2 separate regions of the Homo sapiens genome follow, and region 2 is linked to region 1. A link is a loop called in an ENCODE intact Hi-C map of the cell type or tissue named here. Cell type or tissue: CD14-positive monocyte. All regions are shown on one strand. Links, peaks and the distances in the headings refer to the core of each region. The heading gives the core; the rest is flanking DNA. Region 1 has its middle 19 kb from the start of DRAM1. Region 2 overlaps DRAM1 (DNA damage regulated autophagy modulator 1).

Evidence for each region. Hi-C counts contacts between places; a loop is a spot of excess contacts. Peaks named below come from ENCODE experiments on the same cell type or tissue, not always from the same donor. Only the 100,000 strongest peaks of a DNase experiment are listed, where the experiment ranks them.
Region 2: it touches region 1 in a loop (1.8-fold over the local background); 2 of 110 quality-filtered maps call a loop at or near these places.

The regions. Positions count from the first base shown.
Region 1 is chr12:101,853,318-101,863,720 of GRCh38, forward strand. No RefSeq gene overlaps it. Among named protein-coding and RNA genes, the nearest start is that of DRAM1, 19 kb to the right of the region's middle. RefSeq lists enhancers at 1,466-1,965, 6,512-6,681 and cis regulatory regions at 1,475-1,692, 1,945-2,621. In CD14-positive monocyte, for the core only: no CTCF peak of the experiment used is centred there; DNase peaks (open chromatin) are centred at 3,894, 5,244, 6,564, 7,124 and 1 weaker place; H3K27ac peaks cover 3,673 bases.
Region 2 is chr12:101,904,634-101,915,036 of GRCh38, forward strand. DRAM1 (DNA damage regulated autophagy modulator 1) reads left to right here. Exons shown (of 7, transcript NM_018370.3): 4 at 3,553-3,730; 5 at 9,541-9,599. Among named protein-coding and RNA genes, the nearest start is that of DRAM1, 32 kb to the left of the region's middle. In CD14-positive monocyte, for the core only: no CTCF peak of the experiment used is centred there; a DNase peak (open chromatin) is centred at 5,258; H3K4me3 peaks cover 1,240 bases; H3K27ac peaks cover 1,747 bases.

The DNA of each region.
Region 1 (10,403 bases), core at 1,697-9,696:
TTTTATTTATTCATTTTGTTATTTTATTATTATTAGTTTTTGAGACAGTGTTCCTCTGTCACCCAGGCTGAAGTGCAGTGGCGTGATCTCAGCTCACTGCAACCTCTGCCTCCCAGGTTCAAGTGATTCTCCTGCCTCAGCCTCCTGAGTAGCTGGGATCACAGGCCTGCACCCCTACGCCCAGCTCATTTTTTTTTTTTTTTTTTGTTTAGACAGAGTTTCGCTCTTTGTTGCCCAGGCTGGAGTGCAGTGGTGCGATCTCTGCTCACTGCAACCTCTGTCTCCCGGGTTCAGGCAATTCTCCTCTCTCAGCCTCCCAAGTAGCTGGGATTACAGGCTCCCCACCACCACGCCCAGCTCATTTTTGTATTTTTAGTAGAGGCGGGGTTTCGCCATGCTGGCCAGGCTGGTCTCGAACTCCTGACCTCAGGTGATCCGCCCGCCTTGGCCTCCCAAAGTGCTAGGATTACAGGTAGGAGCCATCACGTCCAGCCAATTTTTTTTGTATTTTTAGTAGAGACAGGTTTTGCCATGTTGGCCCAGCTGGTCTCGAACTCCTGGCCTCAAGTGATCCACCTGCCTCAGCTTCCCAAAATACTGGGATTATAGGTGTGAGCCACCATGCTCAGCATAAGGTTAAAAATTTAAATACCGCAACTCCCATAGGCCACAACTGTTACTCCTTTGTCTCTGTTTATAATTGATCTAAACATTCTCAGTAAACTCCATTTGGTTTGAGGGAGGAGGAAGGCAGAGAAGTAGGATGCCGCAGGAGTTAAACTTGTCAAATAAAGGTCCGTTAGTCTCTGCAAGATGGTTAAGATTATCTCTTGCTGAGTAAATATTAAATAATCTAATATTTAACTCCACATCAGAGCCATTTCATCCTTCTTTCTCTTACTTTTCAAGGTGTCAGGGTTCCATGGGCAAGCCATGTGCACTCTTGGCACATTTACCCATAAATGAGTCTCTCCATAGGCTTTGGAATCCTTGTAGGCTTCAAGGTTTTTGCTCAACTTAGTATTGATACCCTGGTTATGCTCAGCCACTGGGACACTGGGGACATTTGCTGCTAGAGTGTGCAGTATGACTATTGGTCTGTCCTCTTGGTTGGCGTATATTAGTCTGTTCTCGCACTGCTAGTAAAGACATACCTGAGACTGGGTAATTTATAAAGAAAAGAGGTTTAGTTGACTCAGTTCCGCATGGCTGGGAGGCCTCACTATCATGGCGGTAGACGAGTGAGGAGCAAAGGCATGTCTTTCACAGTGGCAGGCAAGAGAGCTTGTGCAGGGAAACTGCCCTTTATAAAACCATCAGATCTTGAGAGACTTATTCACTACCACAGGAATAGTATGGGTGAAAATGCCCTATGATTCAATTATCTCCACCTGTCCCTGCCCTTGACACCTGGGGATTATTACAATTCAAGGTGAGATTTGGGTGAGGACACAGCCAAACCATATCAGTTGTGGTAGGGCCCATTGATCTACAAATGTGACTTGACCTCACTTTTGCATCCCTTCAAGGCTCAGCCACTGCCTCCCTCAGACATGTGGTAGAGGTTATCAGGTCCCTGTCTACCCACTTCCTCATGGTGACCCAATGGCAGGTCACACTCAATTACCTTTCACTTCCCCAAAAAGGATGCTGAAAAGGGGTCTTTTGACTCTCTTCCAAGTCATCAAGGGAGGTCTGCACTGTTGAATTAGGCTAATTAGGCTACCATTACATCACCGTAAGCCTAGGTGCACTCTGCAGTGGTGTTCTCTCCATTTCAAAACAAGAAGTCAGGTTAAATCTGTCTTTACATATATTTTCTCTCTTCAACATAAACTGGGTTTTCACTTTTCTAATCAGCTACTGATGCAGGATTTTTTATTCCTTACCACCACTAGGTCTGGGTTCTCATCTCACAACCAGGAAGAATTAGGCATGCAGACACTTGAAGAGTGAGTGGAGCAGAATTTATTAAGTGAAAGGAAAGCTCTCAGCAAAAAGAGGGGACCTGAAAGCAGTTTACTGGTTGCCCCCTTCACAGTTGAATACCAGGGCTTAAGGCATGAATTTCTGGTGGCTCCACCCTGTCCTTCCAGTGCTGATGCAGGCCCTTGGACTGAGCAGCTCCATATTGATTTATTTCCCTTACTGTGTATGTGTTAAGGAATGGAATTTTCCACTGCAGGCATGTTTAGGCAAGCTCCCCGTGCAAGTTCCCTTATCTGCACAAAACATCTGGTGTAAGCACTTGTAGGGTGGGTGGGAGGTTCTCCGGGGACCCTTCCCTTACTGTCTGCCTAAAGCAAGCTGGCTAACACTTATCACTACAACCCCTTGAGTTTCAACAGGGAGAAGGAGCTATGTGTAAAGCAAGGGTCTTGGTGTCTAATCTCTTCCTGCACATCTTCTACACCCTGCACCACTAGACCAGAGGAAGGCTTCCCTCTGGGTAGACGTCCCTTTTAGAATTTTTGTTTTTCTTCCTTGACCTAAAGCTAGTTCTTCTCTTTCTTTTCCCTGAGGCAATAAACATCTCCTAGTCCCAAAGTGAGGAATGTTTGCAAGAACGGGAAAAAGTTTATAGAGAAAAAACTATTTGGGGAGGTACAACATTTATATCACCCTTTAACTATCAAATTTGAGTGTCTTCTGCTCCTCTTCTCTTTTTAGATTAATTATACAAAATCAAGAGTACATGTTTTTACATAGCTAAGATATATGATATGGTCTGGCTGTGTCCCCACTCAAATCTCATTTTGAACTAGAGTTCCCATAATCCCCACGTGTCATGGGAGAGACCTAGTAGAAGGTAATTGAATCATGGAGGCAGTTACCCCCATGCTGTTCTCGTGATAGTGAGTGAGTTTCCCCAGATCTGATGGTTTTAAAGAGCGTCCCCCCTACACCACCTTCACTCTGCACTTCCTGCTGCCACCATGTGAAGAAGGACATGTTTACTTCCCCTTCTGCCATGATTATAAGTTTCCTGAGGCCTCCCAAGCCCTGTGGAACTGTGATCCAGTTAAACCTCTTTCCTTTATAAATTACACAGGCTCAGATATGTCCTTACAGCAGCATGAGAACAGGCTAACACATAATATTTAAATTTTGATATTGAAACATTGGAGCTCAATACATATTAATGATGACATAATAACGACAGAATTGAGCAAAAGCACTGAAAACTGCACTTGATAGGAATTGGAATGCATTCTGCCACAAAGACCTGTTTATAAAAAATAAACATAAAAAAGTAATCAGAATACTTAATGCTTCAGATTTTGGTCTGCTGATGAGTAATTTGAGCCAATCTTAAATAAGACTTTTCTTATTTTAATTCTTTTTTTTTTTTCAAAGATGATGTCTTGCTCTGTCACCCAGGCTAGAGTGTAGTAGCGTGATCTCAGCTCACTGCAACCTCCACCTCCCGGGCTCAAGTGATTCTCCTGCCACAGCCTCCTGAAAGCTGGGACTACAGGTGCACAACACCACGCATGGCTAATTTGTGTATTTTTAGTAGAGATGGGGTTTCACCCTGTTGGCCAGGCTGGTCTCGAACTCCTGACCTCAAGTGATACTGCCTCTTCAGTCTCCCAAAGTGCTGGGATTACAGGTGTGAGCCACTGCCCCCGGCCTCTTATTTTAATTCTTTAACCAAAGAAATGTGAGGACAAAGGTCCTGGATGAGACCATAAAACCTGGATTATGATCATTATGAAGGAGACTGCCACTAAATAATATGTGAGTATGCACACATTACCTCTCTGGTTTTACAGTTTCCTCTTGCACAAATCCAAGGCATTAGACTAGATGACCTCTAAGGAACCTTTCTGTAGATCTATAATTTTTTCTGAAATGCTCAGATGGCTCATTGTCCATAAATGTGTCAGCAAGCTGAGTTATTCATTGAGTCACATGTTAACCTCTCACTGGAACTGCAATGCATTACAGTGCTATTATGTAACTCTCCAGCCCCTTAGGATTTGGGGTCATTATAATTAGCCAGAATGGAAAGAACTCCTGAATGATATATCCGGTCTAAGCACAGGCACATGAATTACATGGCTGAGATGGGTAAACCTGAAAATTTTCTGAGAAGTAAACACATTTTTGTTACTATTAATTCCTTCCTCCTCCTCCTGCTCTTGCTTCATCACTTACTTCTGCTATGTCTTCATATTCTCTCTCAGAAAGCATTCTGTTCTAACCCCCAAATGTATCTCTCCATTTTGTCTTCTTGTGCTTCTCCACCTATCTTCTTGGAATAGAAGTCTGAACCTACTGCTTTACTTTTCAGTTCCATGCAATCCAGCTTCTATCTGTACCACTCTCCTGAAATTCCTACAAAGATTGCCAGTGACTGCTTATCTGCCCAAACCGACCTCTTCTTTTCCCCTTTGTGCTGATTCCACTGCAGCATTTGCTCTTTGGTAATCTCATATATACCAACCCCTTTCCACTGATGTTTCCCAAGTCAATTTCCAACTATCTAGCAGTTGTCTTCACCTAGGTGTCCTACAGACATCTCAAACTGTTGGATGTCTAAAACCAAATTCATAATCCTCCAGACTTCTTCTATTCCCTGGCTCAATTAATGATTAATATTCACTGATCCTTTTTTTTTTTTTTTTTGAGACAGTCTCACTCTGTCACCTAGGCTGGAGTGCAGTGTCACCATCTTGGCCCACTGCAACCTCCACCTCCCAAATTCAAGCAATTCTCATGTCTCAGCCTCCCAAGTATCTGGGATTACAGATGTGCACCACCATGCTGGCCTACATGTTGTATTATTTTTAGTAGAGATGGGGTTTCACAACGTTAGCCAGGCTGGTCTGGAACTCTTGGCCTCAAGTGATCTGCCCGCCTCAGACTCCCAGAGTGTTGGGCATACAGGCACTAGACACCATGCCCAGTTCATTGAGCCTTTCAAACTAGAACCAACTTCTCCTCTTCTTCAACTCTTCTATCTCTTACTCTGCTCATCCAATTGGCCAGCAAATCCTTTTTCTCCATCCACAATCTACTGCCTTAAATTAGGTTTTTAGCATTTCTTAAAACGACCCTCCTGATGTTAATCGCTAATGCTATCTCTAGTCCAATCTATCTAAGGGTTGCCGGAGTTATCACCACAAAAAATAAACTTGGTGATGACACCACCCTACTCATGAGCTCTCCTTGTTGCTCTCAGGGCAAAATCCAATCTCCTTAGCATGTTACACAAGGTCCTTTATAATGTCATCACCACCAGTCTCCCCAGCCTTATCCTCATGTGTTCCAGTCACACTGGACCACTTATCCCCTAGATGAATCAAGTTCATTTGAACACCATGACCTTGAATTCAGGCACTGAGTGTTTCCTTTCCATATTCTTGATCACAAAGCACAATGACAAATTGTACATCCTCAATCAACTTTTGAATGAATTAATCATGGATCCTGGATAGTGGTTTCTGAATAAGACATTAATTAATATTATTATTATTACATATTTTTTGAGACAAAGTCTCTTTCTGTCTCCCAGGCTGGAGTGCAGTGGCTTGATCTGGGCTCACCGCAACCTCTGCCTCCAGGGTTCAAGTGATTCTTTTCCCTCAGCCTCCTGAGTAGCTGGGACTGCAGGTGCATGCCACCACGCCCGACTTATTTTTGTATTTTTAGTAGAGATGGGGTTTCACCATTTTGGCCAGGCTGGTCTCAAACTCCTAACCTCAAGTGATCCTCCTGCCTTGGTCTCCCAAAGTGCTGGGATTACAGGCATGAGCCACTGTGCCCAGCAAGATATTAATTTTTAAGTAAAAGAATTATGAAAGAAACCCCTCTCTCAAAAGAATCCTCCTCTCTTTGTCCTTGAGCAGGGAAGCAAACAATTACCTTCTGAACTTTTTGTCATTATCATAGCCACTTTCAATTCTTGTCCAATTCATATCAGATATAAAAAGAAAAACAACTGTGGCCAGGAGTGGTGGCTCATGCCTGTAATTGCAGCACTTTGGGAGGCCGAGGCGGGTGGATCATCTGAGGTCAGGATTTTGAGACCAGCCCAGGCAACACAGAGAAACCCCGATTCTACTGAAAATACAAAAATTAGCCAGGCATGGTGGTGGGCGCCTATAGTCCCAGCTACTCGGGAAGCTGAAGGGGGAGAATCGCTTGAACCTGGGAGGCAGAGTTTGCAGTGAGCCAAGATCACGCCACTGCACTCCAACCTGGACAACAGAAGGAGACTCTGTATCAAAAAACAAACAAACAAACAAAAAAACAAACAAAAAAACCTGACAAAATCTTTTCCTCCTTTTGTAATGTATTCACTGTGTGGAGAGATAAATCAATGAGATCTTTGTGAATGGGAGTATCATACTCAGTTTGTCTGCAGATAATGACAACTAAAACATGAACTGCACCTTGTAGGAATACCCTATGTAGAATTGTTGAAGTAAATAGAGATTTATGATTAGCTAAACTGAGAAAGTCAGATCATATGAGTTCCTATATTCATGAGGTAATTTAGAAACTATTCATAAGGGGAAGGGAGAAAAAAAACCTGACCTCTTAAAACTTACAAGAATTTCTCACATTGTCATAATGGAAATTCCCAAATTTCTCAAATGTGCTTTTTTTCTTCATCTCTGGTAGCATGAAAGCATCTGCCAAAAAATATGAAACTTAAGATGTATTTAATGCCATTGCCCAAACTTGTAATAACTTGTAATAATCAGATTATCCTTAAAACAGTCAAGTGTCATTCCCACAAAGGGCACTGGTGCTCTCTCCCTTTGAGTAATGAAAAATTTTAAACCTTTGCTTCTTCCTTCTGATGTCTGTACTCACAGGGTTTACAGTACCTTTTATGAGGTGCTACTATGCTGCTGGTATGTACAAATGTATAGCATCAGATTCTATAGGTAATAGTGTCAAACTACTATCAAGCATGCATCTATCTGTACACATGTTTTCAATAAACATGTATTAACCACTTATTTTGTGCTGGTGCTTGGCACTGGAAATAGAAATATGTAAGATTCAATTCCTGCTCACAACATTTAGAGTCTAGAGTCTATCCACTAGGTTGACAAGTTAACATTGTGAAATCTGTAATATAAAGAGCCTGAGGATACAGAGAAGTGACACAGAGGTCACACTTTGGGGCTGTTAGGAAGGGCTTCCTGAAGAAGGCCATTGCTGAGGAGAATACAATCCACAAGCATTTATTAAGTGCCTATGTCAAGCCCAGCTCCAAGCCTGGGTATACAGTAGTGAATAAAGGAGAAAGATATTCCTACCTGCATGAAGCTTACATTCTAGGAGAATAACGTGAAGAAAGAACAGAAGCTTGCCAGATGAATGATCCACAAAGAAATGAACAGTGTATCTTTGGAGGTTAGTTATATATAAGTAAGTATAGCTCAGAAAAGTCTCCAGCTCGCTGTGTAATCTCTGTCTTATCCAAAACTCACTGAGAACATGTTGAAGTGTCCCCAGTTTCTATAAAGGAGTGCTTCCCTCCACACCAGCGAACAGGGCCTAGAATCCATTCACAGGTGAGGGGCCTCTGCCATGAAAAAGACATGTGCAGGCGCATATGTGCACTCAATCACAGAGACACACATGCACATGCACACACACAGGGTGAGCCATTCACATGGTGACCACTGACACTGCACTGGCTAGTCCCAGTCTTGACATCCCCATTGTAACAATGCTCAATGCCAGAAGCAGGAATAGAAGGAAGAGATTCTACCTGGTCCCTACCCACAAGAGCTCGTTTTAAGTTTCTTCCTGATCACAAAAGGGAGAGTAGATGTTGTAATATTCATGGTGCTTTTTAAAGAGAGAGTACACACTAGTATGTGTGCCCCTTTTGTTCAGAGCAATGGTTATGCACTCTCACTCAAATAAACTTAAGTGTTTCAAAGGACTCTTGGATGGAGGATGTAACATCTACTTGGGTGTAATGATCCCTATGATCTTGCAATGTAAAAATACAGTATCTTGATTTTTTTCAAAAGATATAAAGATGTGGGCGGGCTGTGGTGGTTCACACCCATAATCCCACAAGTTTGAGAGGACAAGGTAAGAGGATTGCTTGAGCTCATAAGGTCAAGGCCAGCCTGAGAAACACAGTGAGATGCTGTCTCTATTTAAAAAAAAAAAATATATATATATAAAGGTGTGGGTGTGAATGCATTCCCTCCCTCCCTCCCTCCCTCCTTCCCTCCCTCCCCCCCTTTCTTCCTTCCTATTTCTTTATTGAACACATGCTATATATCCAGTGTAAAAAAATTAGACATACAGATATTTTTATAAATGAAAATAAAAGGAGAATCATATGGTTCCAGATGACATTGCTAATAATTTGGTATATCATTTTACAGATTCATTCTTCATGCTTATTTTTCATAAATTAATACACATGCATTTTATTTTACAAAGTAAGAATAATACTATACATTGGGGTCCCCAACCCCTGAACCATGGACCAGTACCACCTGTGGCCCATTAGGAACCAGGCTGCACAGCAGGAGGTGAGCAGCAGGTGAGCAAGCAAAGCTTCATCTGCATTTACAGCCACTCCCCATTGCTCATATTACCACCTGAGCCACGCCTCCTGTCAGATCAGTGGCAGCATTAGATTCTCATAGGAGCATGAACCCTATTGTGAACTGTGCATACCAGGGATCTAGGTTGTGGGCTCCTTATGAGAATCTAATGTCTGATGATCTGTCACTATCTCCCATCGCCTCCAGATGGGACTGTCTAGTTGCAGGTGACCAAGCTCAGGGTTCCCACTGATTTTACATTATGGTGAGTTATATAATCATTTTATTATATATTACAATATAATAATAATAGAAATAAAGTACACAATAACTAATGTGCTTGTCTCATCCCAAAACTACCCCCCAGCCCCCAGCCAAGTAGGTTTTTAAGAAAAAGAAAAGGTAATTCCTAACTTGCTTCCCAAGAATTTATATTCAAATAACATAAGCTATTGATTGGCCGTACATTGTTCTTTGCATCACAAATTCCAGGAATTCAATGATAATGGGTAAGGCAGCTAGTCAGGAACAAAATATCTTTAAACAATTGTCCTCAGGCATGGGCATGGCAGGGCATGGCTGAAGTCCTCTACTCATGTCTTTCTGGCCTGCTGAATTTTACATACTTCCCATACCACAGGGTGCTCTGAGTTATTTTTCTTTTCTCAGAGGCCTAGGAAATGAAGTCCCTGCCTGAGAAGCCTCTTCCCAGCAAGAACTACACAGTAGAAAAGTAGCATAAATCTCTTATCCCAGGTGAACATCTCATCATTTCTGCCTCGACATATGTTTTCTGCTTCTACAATACAACTTAGAAAAGTAGTATGGTTGTCAGACCGGGCACAGTGGCTCATGCCTGTAATCCCAGCATTTTGGGAGGCCGAGATGGTCGAATCACCAGGTCAGGAGTTTCAGACCAGCCTGACCAACATGGTGAAACTCGGTCTCTACTAAAAATACAAAAATTAGCCAGGCATGGTGGCATATGACTGTAATCCCAGCTACTCAGGAGGCTGAGGCGGCATAATCGCTTGAACCCAGGAGGCAGAGGTTGCAGTGAGCCGAGATCACACCATTGCACTCCAGCCTGGGCGACAGAGCCAGACTCCATCTCAAAAAAAAAAAAAAAAAAGGAGTATGGTTGTCATAGTGAAATGGGATTGTTCCCTTGACCTTGACCCCCGTCATGAGTGGGAACAGGAATGGCTCTTTTTACTCAGCCCACCGCTGGCCACTCCTCACGAGAGGTAGCATGTGAGCAAGTGAATGTGGGAACCGGAGGGAATGAATGCTGGAACCACCCAGTCACTCCTCTCTGGTGGGAGCAGGCTCTGTGCAGTGTTCAAGAACCCAGGTTCTTGTTCGGCATCCAGGAAGAATCAGGTCACATGAATAGATTGAAGGGTAGTGTATGCAGAGGATTTTATTGGGTGATGGATGTGGCTCTCAGTGGGATGGGAGTTGGAAAGGGGATGGTGTGGGAAGAAGGGATCTTTCCTTGAAGCCGCACCATCTGAAGTTAGCTGTGTCTATCCGTAGTTTCCAATGCTCAGTTGCTGCTTCTCTGCTTGCCATTCAGCCGCTTGTATCCCCCACGCTTAGCTATTTTTTTTTTTTTTTTTTTTTTTTTGCTTTGCCGGCTGATGTTCTTTGTGGGCACAGCATAGGGGCAGGGCAGACCAAAAAGGCAGCGTTTGGGTGGAAAAATGGAGTCAGCTGTTTTCACTTAGGGCCAGGCTTAGAGTGGGTTTAGCTGGGACCCCAGGCATTCTGTATCAATAAGGTGACTCAGTGTTATGAGCTACATATTTGTGTCCCCTTCAAAGTCATTTGTTGAAAGCTTAAACCCCAACAGGGTCAGTTGCA
Region 2 (10,403 bases), core at 778-8,777, 50 kb after region 1:
GGTTTCACCACATTAGCCAGGATGGTCTTGATCTCCTGACCTCGTGATCCACCTGCCTCGGCCTCCCAAAGTGCTGGGATTACAGGCGTGAGCCACCGCGCCTGGCTGATAGAGCTTTATTAAACTATTCTCTCTCTCTCTCCCTCTCTGTTGTTATTACCTTTTAAATTACCAAGAGAGTTTCTAAAAAGCAATCCAGAAAGAGTGCCGGGTTTTAACTTTATCGAAAATTCATGTCTGATCTAAACATCATTTCCCTGCTTTTTTGATTGATTGGTTGAGAAAGGGTCTCGCTCCTTCACCTAAGCTGGAATGCAATAGCACAATCATAGCTCACTGTAACCTTGAACGCTTAGACTAAGCCTTGAACTCCTCCTGTCTCAGTCTCTTGAGTAGCTGAGACTATGGGTGCATCACCATGCCCAGCTAATTCTTATTTTCACTTTTGTAGAGATGGGGTCTTGCTATGTTTCTGAGGCTGTTCTTCAACTCCTGGCCTCATGTGATCCTCCCATCTCCACCTCCCAAAATGTTGGGATTACAAACACAAGCCACCATACCCTGTCGTATTTTATTTTTCATATATAACTTCCCTGAATCTATATGCCTATGTTAGGAATCTTATTTATTTATTTATTTGTATTTGTATTTTTACCTTTATTTTTTGAGACAGGGTCTTGATCTGTTGCTCAGGCTGGAGTGCAGTGGTGTGATCATGGCTCACTGCAATCTCTGCCTTGTGAGCTCAAGCAGTCCTCCCACCTCAGCCTCCTGAGTAGCTAAAACTACAGGTTCATGCCATCATGCCCAGCAAATTTTTGTAGTTTTTGCAGAGACAGTGTTTCACCACATTGCCCAGGTTGGTCTTGAACTCCTGAGCTCAAGTGATACACCTGCCTTGGCCTCCCAAAGTGATGAGTTTACAGACATAAGCCACTGTGCCCAGTCTTTTATTTATTTTTATTTTATTTTTTGAGACAAGGTCTCACTCTGTTGCCCAGACTAGAGTGCAGTGGTGCTATCATAGCTCACTGCAGCCTTGGTCTCCCAAGCTCAAGTGATTCTCCCACCTCAGCCTCCGAAGTAGCTGGGACTACAGGCACACACCATCATGCCCATCTGATTTTATTTATTTATTTATTTATTTATTTATGTATTTATTTATTTTTTGAGATGGAGTCTCGCTCTGTCTCCCAGACTGTATGTAGTTCAGTGGCACAATCTCGGCTTACTGCAGTCTCCACCTCCTGGGGTCCAGTAATTCTCCTGCCTCAGTCTCCCTGGTAGCTGGGATTACAGGCACGCGCCACCACGCCTGGCTAGTTTTTGTATTTTTAGTAGATACGCGGTTTCACCACGTTGGCGAGGCTGGTCTCAAAGTCCTGACCTTGTAATCCACCTGCCTCAGCCTCCCAAAGTGCTGGGATTACAGGCGTGAGCCACAGTACCTGGCCCATGCAAGGTATCTTAGGTATACAGAAACTATATGATGTATTGCAGAGTCAGTGCAGTCATATTTGAATATAACACCAATCATGTAATCAATTTCTCCCCTTATTTCTAGGTTTGATACTAGGAAATACATTTCCTTAGAAATAAGTTAAAAGGTCTTTTTTTTTTTCTGCACCTCCCTTTCTTATGTGGTGAATGAAAATTTAATATCAATTCATTTGTGCTCCAGCTTGAGGTTGAACTGTCTGGATGGCAAATATTGTGGTGCTGGGGAAGCCCAGGTCAGAGGGAAGCTGGGGGAAGAGTGTGTTCACCGTGAGCTGAGGCCAAGGGGTGGCCTGTGGCCAAAACCAGGCTCTCCTGGACAACACTTTAACTTGCCCTTTGCAAAGCTTGCATGTTCAAGCTTAAGTCAAGACCCAGTGGTTCCATCTAAATGTTCCTCGACTGGAAGGTTGTGCCCAGTGCACATTTGAAAGGAGCTGAGGCTGGGTGTGGTGGCTCATGCCTATAATCTGAGCACTTTGGAAGGCTGAGGTGGGTGGATCACCTGAGGTCATAAGTTCGAGACCAGCCTGGCCAACATGGAGAAACCCCCGTCTCTACTGAAAACAGAAAAATTAGCTCAGCGTGGTGGTGCATGCCTGTAATCCCAACTACTCGGGAGGCTGGGGCATGAGAATCGCTTGAACCCGGCAGGTGGAGGTTGCAATGAGCTGAGATCTCATCACTGCACTCCAGCCTGGGTGACAGAGCAAGACTCTGCCTCAAAAAAAAAAAAAAAAAAAGAAAAGAAAAGAAAAGAAGGGAGCCAAAGGTGAGGTGCATTTTGAGTGTGTAGTATGTACAGGGTCTGCACCAACTTTCTGCCTAGACTGGCACAGGGGCTGCCTTCTGGTTGAAATGGCTGGTTACAGGATGGCAGGGACAGGGAACTTGTTTAGAAGCTGCCTTTCAAAAAAAATTAGCCAGAACTGGGTGTGGTGGCATGTGCCTGTAGTCCCAGCTACTTGCTGGGCTGGGAGGATCTCTTGAGCCTGGGAATTCAAGGCTGCAGTGAGCTATGATCATGCCACTGCACTCCCACCTAAGCGACGGAGTGAGACCCTGTCTCAAAAAAAAAAAAAAAAAAAGAAGAAAAAAGAAGCTGCATTTGCATAACAAAAGCAGTGGTTTTACTTAGATGGTGTGTTCATTTGAGGTGCCTTGGGAGGGATGAGTAGAGATTATCAGGGAGCAGGGAGCCTAAAAACCCCAAACCACCCTTGGCACCATCATGGAACGAGTCACGTACTTTGGTTTTTTTTTTCAATCATATCATACCGAAGTTTATTGATGACATCAAACAAAAATTTCTGTAACAAAAAAGGCAGGGTTGGGTGCGGTGGCTCACGCCTGTAATCCCAGCACTTTGGGAGGCCGAGGTGGACGGATCACGAGATCAGGAGTTCGAGACCAGCCTGGCCAACATGGCGAAACCCCGTCTCTACTAAAAATACAAAAATTAGCCGGGCGTGGTGGCACGTGCCTGTAATCCCAACTACTTGGGAAGCTGAGACAGGAGAATTGCTTGAACCTGGGTGGCGGAGGTTGCAGTGAGCCGAGTTCATGTCACTGCACTCCAGCCTGGGCAGCAAGAGTGAAACTCTGTCTCAAAAACAACAACAACAAAAAAAGAAAATTGTATATGATATGTATCCTATAATCTTCACTGCAAACATGCAAGACTGAGATGATTATGCCCATTTTTAGATACAGAAATCGAGGCTTTGCAGTAAGGTCACAGAGCCTCATGGTGGAGTCAGGACTTTTAATCCAGGTGTACCAGACTCTGAAGCCCACCATACTCAACCCTCCCACCTGTAAGGCAGACCTCCTTTCCTTGTCCCATGAGCCCAGGTTCGCTGTGGAACAACCAACTTTTTGGCATTAATTTCAGCACCTGGAGGGCTTTTCTTTTGGTAGTCAAACAGCCACATTTTCCAAGAAGTGGTGCATCTGTGATGACCAATGGCTCAAAGCAGCCCAGAGTGAGAGTGCTTGCGGTTCGATGTTGACAAACCCACCCAGAGTAACACACATTTATGACTTTTTCTCCAGGAGTTAGCTGTGCCAGTGGTTCATGACGGGGGCGCTCTTTTGGCCTTTGTCTGTGGTGTCGTGTACACGCTCCTACAGTCCATCATCTCTTACAAATCATGTCCCCAGTGGAACAGTCTCTCGACATGCCACATACGGATGGTCATCTCTGCCGTTTCTTGCGCAGCTGTCATCCCCAGTATCCTTTTTCACATTTGTGCCTTGTTAAAGGAATAAAACATTCAGTGACACTTGTTAAAGAAGGGTAATGAAGACTTTATAGGGACCGCTGCAATGAGTTCTGACAGCAGGGCGGAGAGATTGGGCTCAACTCTGAATACAGCATTGGCAAGTGCGAATCTATAGCCAAGGAGTAGGATGAGGTCAGTGAATGGAAAAGTACTAAAAGGAAACCTCAAGGATGAGGGGGAATTCTGGCCAAACCAACCTAACAGGATTCTTATTGAGTACTGGCCATGTGATCAGACATCACCTGGGAAGGGTGGAGGAGGAGGAGGAACCCAATCAGATATTGAGTGTGATCAGATATGAGGGTGGGGGGTCCTTGCTAAACTGACTTAGCCAGGGTTCTTTGCTAAAACTGGATCTTACAAGGAAGTGCACAGATGGACCTAGGAGAAGTTTCAGGGGCTTGACTAAAGTTCAGCCAAGCAAAGGATCTTTGTCACCGTGTCTTAGCAAAGCTTGACACTTCCCTTCCCCACAACCAAAAAAAAAAAAAAAAAAAAAGCAAAGGATAACAACCAAGTTTCCACATTTTTTCAGAAAAACAATTCGGATAAAAGTGTAGATCAAGCTGGGCGTAGTGGCTCACGCCTGTAATCCCAGCACTTTGGGAGGCTCAGGTGGGTGGATCACCTGAGGTTGAGAGTTCAAGACCAGCCTGACCAACATGGAGAAACCCTGTCTTTACTAAAAATACAAAATTAGTCAGGCATAGTGGCACATGCCTGTAATCCCAGCTACTTGGGAGGCTGAGGCAGGAGAATCGCTTGAACCCGGGAGATGGAGGTTGCAGTGAGCCGAGATCACACCATTGCACTCCAGCCTGGGCAACAAGAGTGAAACTCCGTCTCAAAAAAAAAAGTGTAGATCATTAAGAAAATGTCTCAACATTGTCTAATTAGATCAAAAGTCTCTTTGCGGGGAAGAATGGTATGAAAGAAGGGTGGAAAATGTAGGAACACTTTAGTCTCTGTTTACTTTCCTTCTCACAGGGCCAGTTTCATGAGCCATATGAAAATATTTATTTTTCTTTGTAGTGCTTGGCTAAAGACACCAAATATTGATATTGTACTCAAAGTAATAGCCCCACGAAGTCCCTCAAGGCTAAACTCTCCCCCTCCCTGCACGTCGTAGGTGGCAAGACAGTTTGATTTACTCATTCATGTGAAGAAATTTCTAAAAAGCTCTAGATCACTTATTACTGAGTAAATTAAAATATGTTTAGCCTTTTCTTTTTATAGTCACTGATTTCATTTTCAAAATGAAATCCATTTTATTTTCTAACTCAGCAATCTGAAAGGAAATGAAAATATAAATTTAGCGTGCTTGTAGATTCTGATTTAGAGGAAACGAAAGCTTTTTCTTTCCCTTTTTCTTTTCTTTAATGAAGTATTTAACAAAGAAAAAAAGCCGTGGTCTTAAAGAGTTGCAGAGTTCCCCATCTTTCAAAATACCATCTGTAGTCATATCAGAGAAAGCTTCAGGGTCATTAAACATTGATGACTAATGTCAGATTGTAGGAAAATCGGAACTATGTTATCGGCGGCAATTTTGTTAGTCTGGGTTGAGTTACGGTATAAAGTGGGCAAGATGGAGTGAAAACACATCACTTGCTTCTAAATATTAAGCTTTGTGTTTCTTTTCTAAAATAGAAACTACAAAATGTGAAGTCTAAGTATGATTTTGGGTTTTCTTCCATCTTGGGGAAGGACATTTTTAATTACAAAATTTCCAGGCACAGAGTAGCCAAATCCTAGTACCGAGAAATTTACCAACAAAATATATACCCTTGTTCCTAAGATAGTTGCTTCTCAAATCCCTTGTCTTACTTATAGGTTAAAGGAACACTTTCTCTTTGAATATATCTCCTTCAACATTTTATCTTGTGTTAGTTGTAAAATTCATAATAGTGGTTGTAGTGTTACAAGCAAAGTTTCTTGATGCAGGAAACCTTCCCTTGCTTCCAACTTCGGAAACAGATCCCTAGATATCAAAGTCAGAGAGTTTTCACAAAATAAGCATTTCAGGCCTCAGAGTTTCACTTACTAATAATTCTCATTTCTAGAAAGTTTTTTTTTTTTTTTTGAGACAGAGTCTCACTCTGTCACCCAGGCTGGAGTGCAATGGTGCGATCTCCGCTCACTGCAACCTCCGCCTCCCGGGTTCAAGCAATTCTCCTGCCTCAGCCTCCCTAGTAGCTGGTATTACAGGTGCCCACCACCACGCCCGGCTACTTTTCATATTTTTAGTAGAGACGGGGGTTTCACCATGTTGGCCAGGCTGGTGTCAAACTCCTGAACTCAGGTGATCCACCCGCCTCAGCCTCCCAAAGTGCTGGGATTACAGGTGTGAGCCACTGTGCCTGGCCTCTAGGAAGTTCTTATTATAAGTCATGCCAACAGGAAGCAGCCCCATACAGAAAGGGGTTATAACCCTATGTCAGATTAACTTGAATGAATTCATCCACACGAAAAGATCTTCTGTCTTAAACATTAGTGTGGTATTTATATTTCCTTACAAAGAATTGACAGCATCTTTAAATAGGCTAGGTGCGGTGACTCACACCTGTAATCCCAGCACGTTGGGAGGCCGAGGCAGGTGGATCACTTGAGGTCAGGAGTTCGGGACCAACCTGGCCAACATGGTGAAATCTCATCTCTACTAAAGTTACAAAAATTAGCCAAGCGTGGTGGCGTATGCCTTTAGTCCCAGCTACTTGGGAGGCTGAAGGAGGAGAATCGCTTGAACCAGGAGTGGGAGGTTACAGTGAGCCAAGATTGTGCCACTGCACTCCAGCCCAGATGACAGAGTGAGACTCCGTCTCAAAAAAAAGAGTTGAAAGCATCTTTAAAATGCCCTGGTTTCTTCTTACTGCAGTATTTCTGTATAATAGCCTCATTTGACTACCGAAGAAACCGAGGCACCTAGTGAGGCAGACGTTAGAATCCTGCTTCTAAACCTTTCCTGATGAATTATCTGTCTTGCACCGGGCTTCTAAAGCTTCTGAAAGCCTTCGCAGAACTCACCAACAGCATAAAGTCCAGGTTCCTCTGCATCAGACCCATGATCTGAGACCTCCTAGTTCTTCATCCTTGTTTTTAGGGCTTCTCCCTCAGGCTTGGTTGTTTGTTGTCCTCTGTTTTTAACTGATCTCTACTTGGCTGGATTATCCTCCTCCACTTTGTCTTGCTAGAGCTGTTGGTTCAACATGGTACCCACATGTGGCTTTTGCATACTTGAAATGTGGCTAGTCCAGATTGAGATGTGTCCTAAATGTAAAACATATACCTGATTTCAAGGATTTGATAAGAAACAGAAGTAAAATATCTCAATAATTTTTTATATTATTACACATTGAAATGATATCATCAGCAATATTATTTGATATATTGAGTTAAATAAGATGTATGTTGTTTATCAATACATAAGATATGTTTTGCATATTATGTATATCTTATATTGACAATATTTTTATGTGTTGGGTTAGATAAGATATATTATTAAAATTAAGTTAGGGGTCAGGCACGCCTGTAATCCCAGCATTTTGGGAGGCCGAGGTGGGCAGATCATTTGAGGTCAGGAGTTCGAGACCAGCCTGGCTAACGTGGTGAAACCCCATCTCTACTAAAAATAGAAAAACTAGCCAGGTGTGGTGGTGGGCACCTGTAATCCCAGCTGCTGAGGAGGCTGAGGCAGGAGAATCGCTTGAACCCAGGAGGTGGAGGTTGCAGGTGAGCTGAGATCACACCACTGCACTCCAGCCTGAGTGAAAGAGCGAGACTCCATCTCAAATACATAAATAAATAAATAAATTTGGATATTAGAAAATTAAAAATTACACATATTTCTGTGGGATGGTGCTGCTCTAGAGAGCTCCTTAAACTTCACAACTTACATTAAGTTTCACTGAATGAAGCTTTCTCCCATTCCATTCTGAATTAATAATTTTCCCTTACAGTCATTGCTGTACCCAGTTCTTTTCTGTCTACTATGGTACATTCTCTGGGTCTGGTCCAACAAAGTTGTGATATTTCTGAGAGCTGAGACCAAGTTTTCCCTTCTCCCACCCCCAGACCAGAATGGTACCTGGTGCACTGAAGATGGAGCTAAGAATAAATAAACGAAATAATTAAGAGGCTTTTAAACTATTAGAAACAGATGTGAGGTGATGAAATGATCAGAGAATCTTCTGTGCTCTCTACTTCTTTTATTTTGAGAATCAGAAGCATTAAACTCTGCACAATTTGCGGGGGGTTGGAGTTAAGAGAGATGACGCTGACTCTGAATTCAGAGGAGGCTCTAAACTTTCCTTGGCTCAACATTTTTTTTTTTTTTTTTTTTGAGACAGAGTCTCACCCTGTTGCCCAGGTTGGAGTGCAGTGGTGCAAATTCAGCTCACTGCCACCTCCCAGGTTCAAGCGATTCTCCTGCTTCAGCCTCCCAGGTAGCTGGGATTACAGGTGCACGCCACCATGCCCAGCTAATTTTTGTGTTTTTAGTAGAGACTGGGTTTCACCATGTTGGTCAGACTAGTCTCGAACTCCTGACCTCAGGTGATTCGCCTGCCTCAGCCTCCCAAAGTGCTGGGATTACAGGTGTGAGCCACTGCGCCCGGCCTAACATTTTGAATTTCTAATATTTTGCAGACTTTTTAGAGCATCCCATTTCTCTCTAGCTTTCTTTTTTGCATTCTAAGTTCAATCAAAATGGTTATCACTGCCTTCATGCAGAAAGTATTGCTGGTGGAAGATAGGAGCCTCAGCCCCTGGCATTATTAGGCTGGACTGTAGGCATGTGTCAGTCATCCCTGAAGTCTGATATGGGGCGAATCTCTTTGATTTGCCAGATCTTTGGTCCAGGAAGGAAGGGCTCACCTTATACCCAATTACCCAACAGAAGTCTGTTTTTTAAAGATAATAGTTTGAGTTTCTGTAGCTTGTTTTTGTATATGAGCCTTGGCACTTTGGAATTTAAAATTTTCCTTAAAGCTGTTACCTTGGAAATAGTATTTTAGGCCGGGCACGGTGGCTCATGCCTGTAATCCCAGCACTTTGGGAGGCCGAGGTGGGCAGATCACCTGAGGTCAGGAGTTCAAGACCAGCCTGACCAACATGGAGAAACACCGTCTCTACTAAAAATACAAAAAATTAGCCAGGCATGGTGGTGGGTGCTTGTAATCCCAACTATTCAGGAGGCTGAGGCAGGAGAATGCTTGAACCCAGGAGGTGGAGGTTGCAGTGAGCTGAGATCGCGCCATTGCACTCCAGCCTGGGTGACAGAGCGAGAGTACGTCTCAAAAAAAAAAAAAAAAAAAAAAAGGAAAGGAAAATAGTATTTTAGGGAAAAAGTATTTTTATTCAGTGGGAAGTATTCAAAAAGAACCATCCTGGACTGCTGCGTCAGTCATTTTGACCGAATTTAAACAGCTAGTTTAAATGGGAAGATCCAGAAACATGTAGGGTTGTGCAAAATGTAGTGACAAGTTTTAATAAATTTTACTATACACACTGGAAAACTATTGCGAAGGTATTTCCGTGTTGTGATTTAACTCTCATCATTGAATTTGAAGTTTGAGTTTATAAGAAGCTAATATAACTGGTTTGATTGTAGAAATGTTGGTATTAACATTTTAATTGATGATAGAAATGTTGGTATTAACATTTTAACACCTTATAATGATTATGTTATTAGGAGAATAATGTAGTCTTAACATTAAAGGAACTGTTGTGTGCTGTAGTTTCCTTAACTGTTTACTTCTTTCAGTGATTGTCTGTGCTTCACTAATTTCCATAACCAAGCTGGAGTGGAATCCAAGAGAAAAGGTAACATTTAAGTTGTTGTGAATGTGGTTGTCGGACGTGGTTATGTGAGCTTGTGGCCAGGCTAGGCATAGGGAAGATCACTGCCGTTCCTTAGAACAAGTTGCAAAATGTCAAATAAACATGGCATGTAATCAATTTACTGTCCAATCATTTGGCAGTATGTAGTAATTAGCTATCAGGGTAATTCCAAATGCTTCCTGGAAGTATTTTCAAAATTTTGAGTTCCTAATTTCTTTCTTTCTTCTTCTTCTTCTTTTTTTTTTTTTTTGAGACAGAGTCTTGCTGTGTTGCCCAGGCTGGAATGCAGTGGTGCAATCTCAGCTTACTGCAACCTCTGTGTCCCAGGCTCAAGCGATTCTCCTGCCTCAGTCTCCCAAGTAGCTGGGACTACAGGCACCTGCCACAAGGCCCAGCTAATTTTTGATTTTGTTTTGTTCTTTTCTGAGACAGAGTCTCGCTCTGTCACCCAGGCTGGAGTGAAGTGGCGTGATCTCAGCTCACTGCAACCTTTGCCTCCTGGGTTCAAGTGATTCTTGTGCCTCAGCCTCCCGAGTAGCTGGGACCACAGGCGTGCGCCACATGCCTGGCTAATTTTTGTATTTTTAGTAGAGACAGGGTTTTTCCCATGTTGACCAGGCTGGTTTGGAGCTCCTGGCCTCAAGTGATCCCCCCGTCTCGGCCTCCCAAAGTGCTGGGATTATAGGCGTGACCCACCGCACCCGTCCCTCTAATTTCTTCCTTTTCTTTCTTTCTTTTTTTTTTTTTGAGACAGAGTCTCGTTCTGCCGCCCAGGCTGGAGTGCAG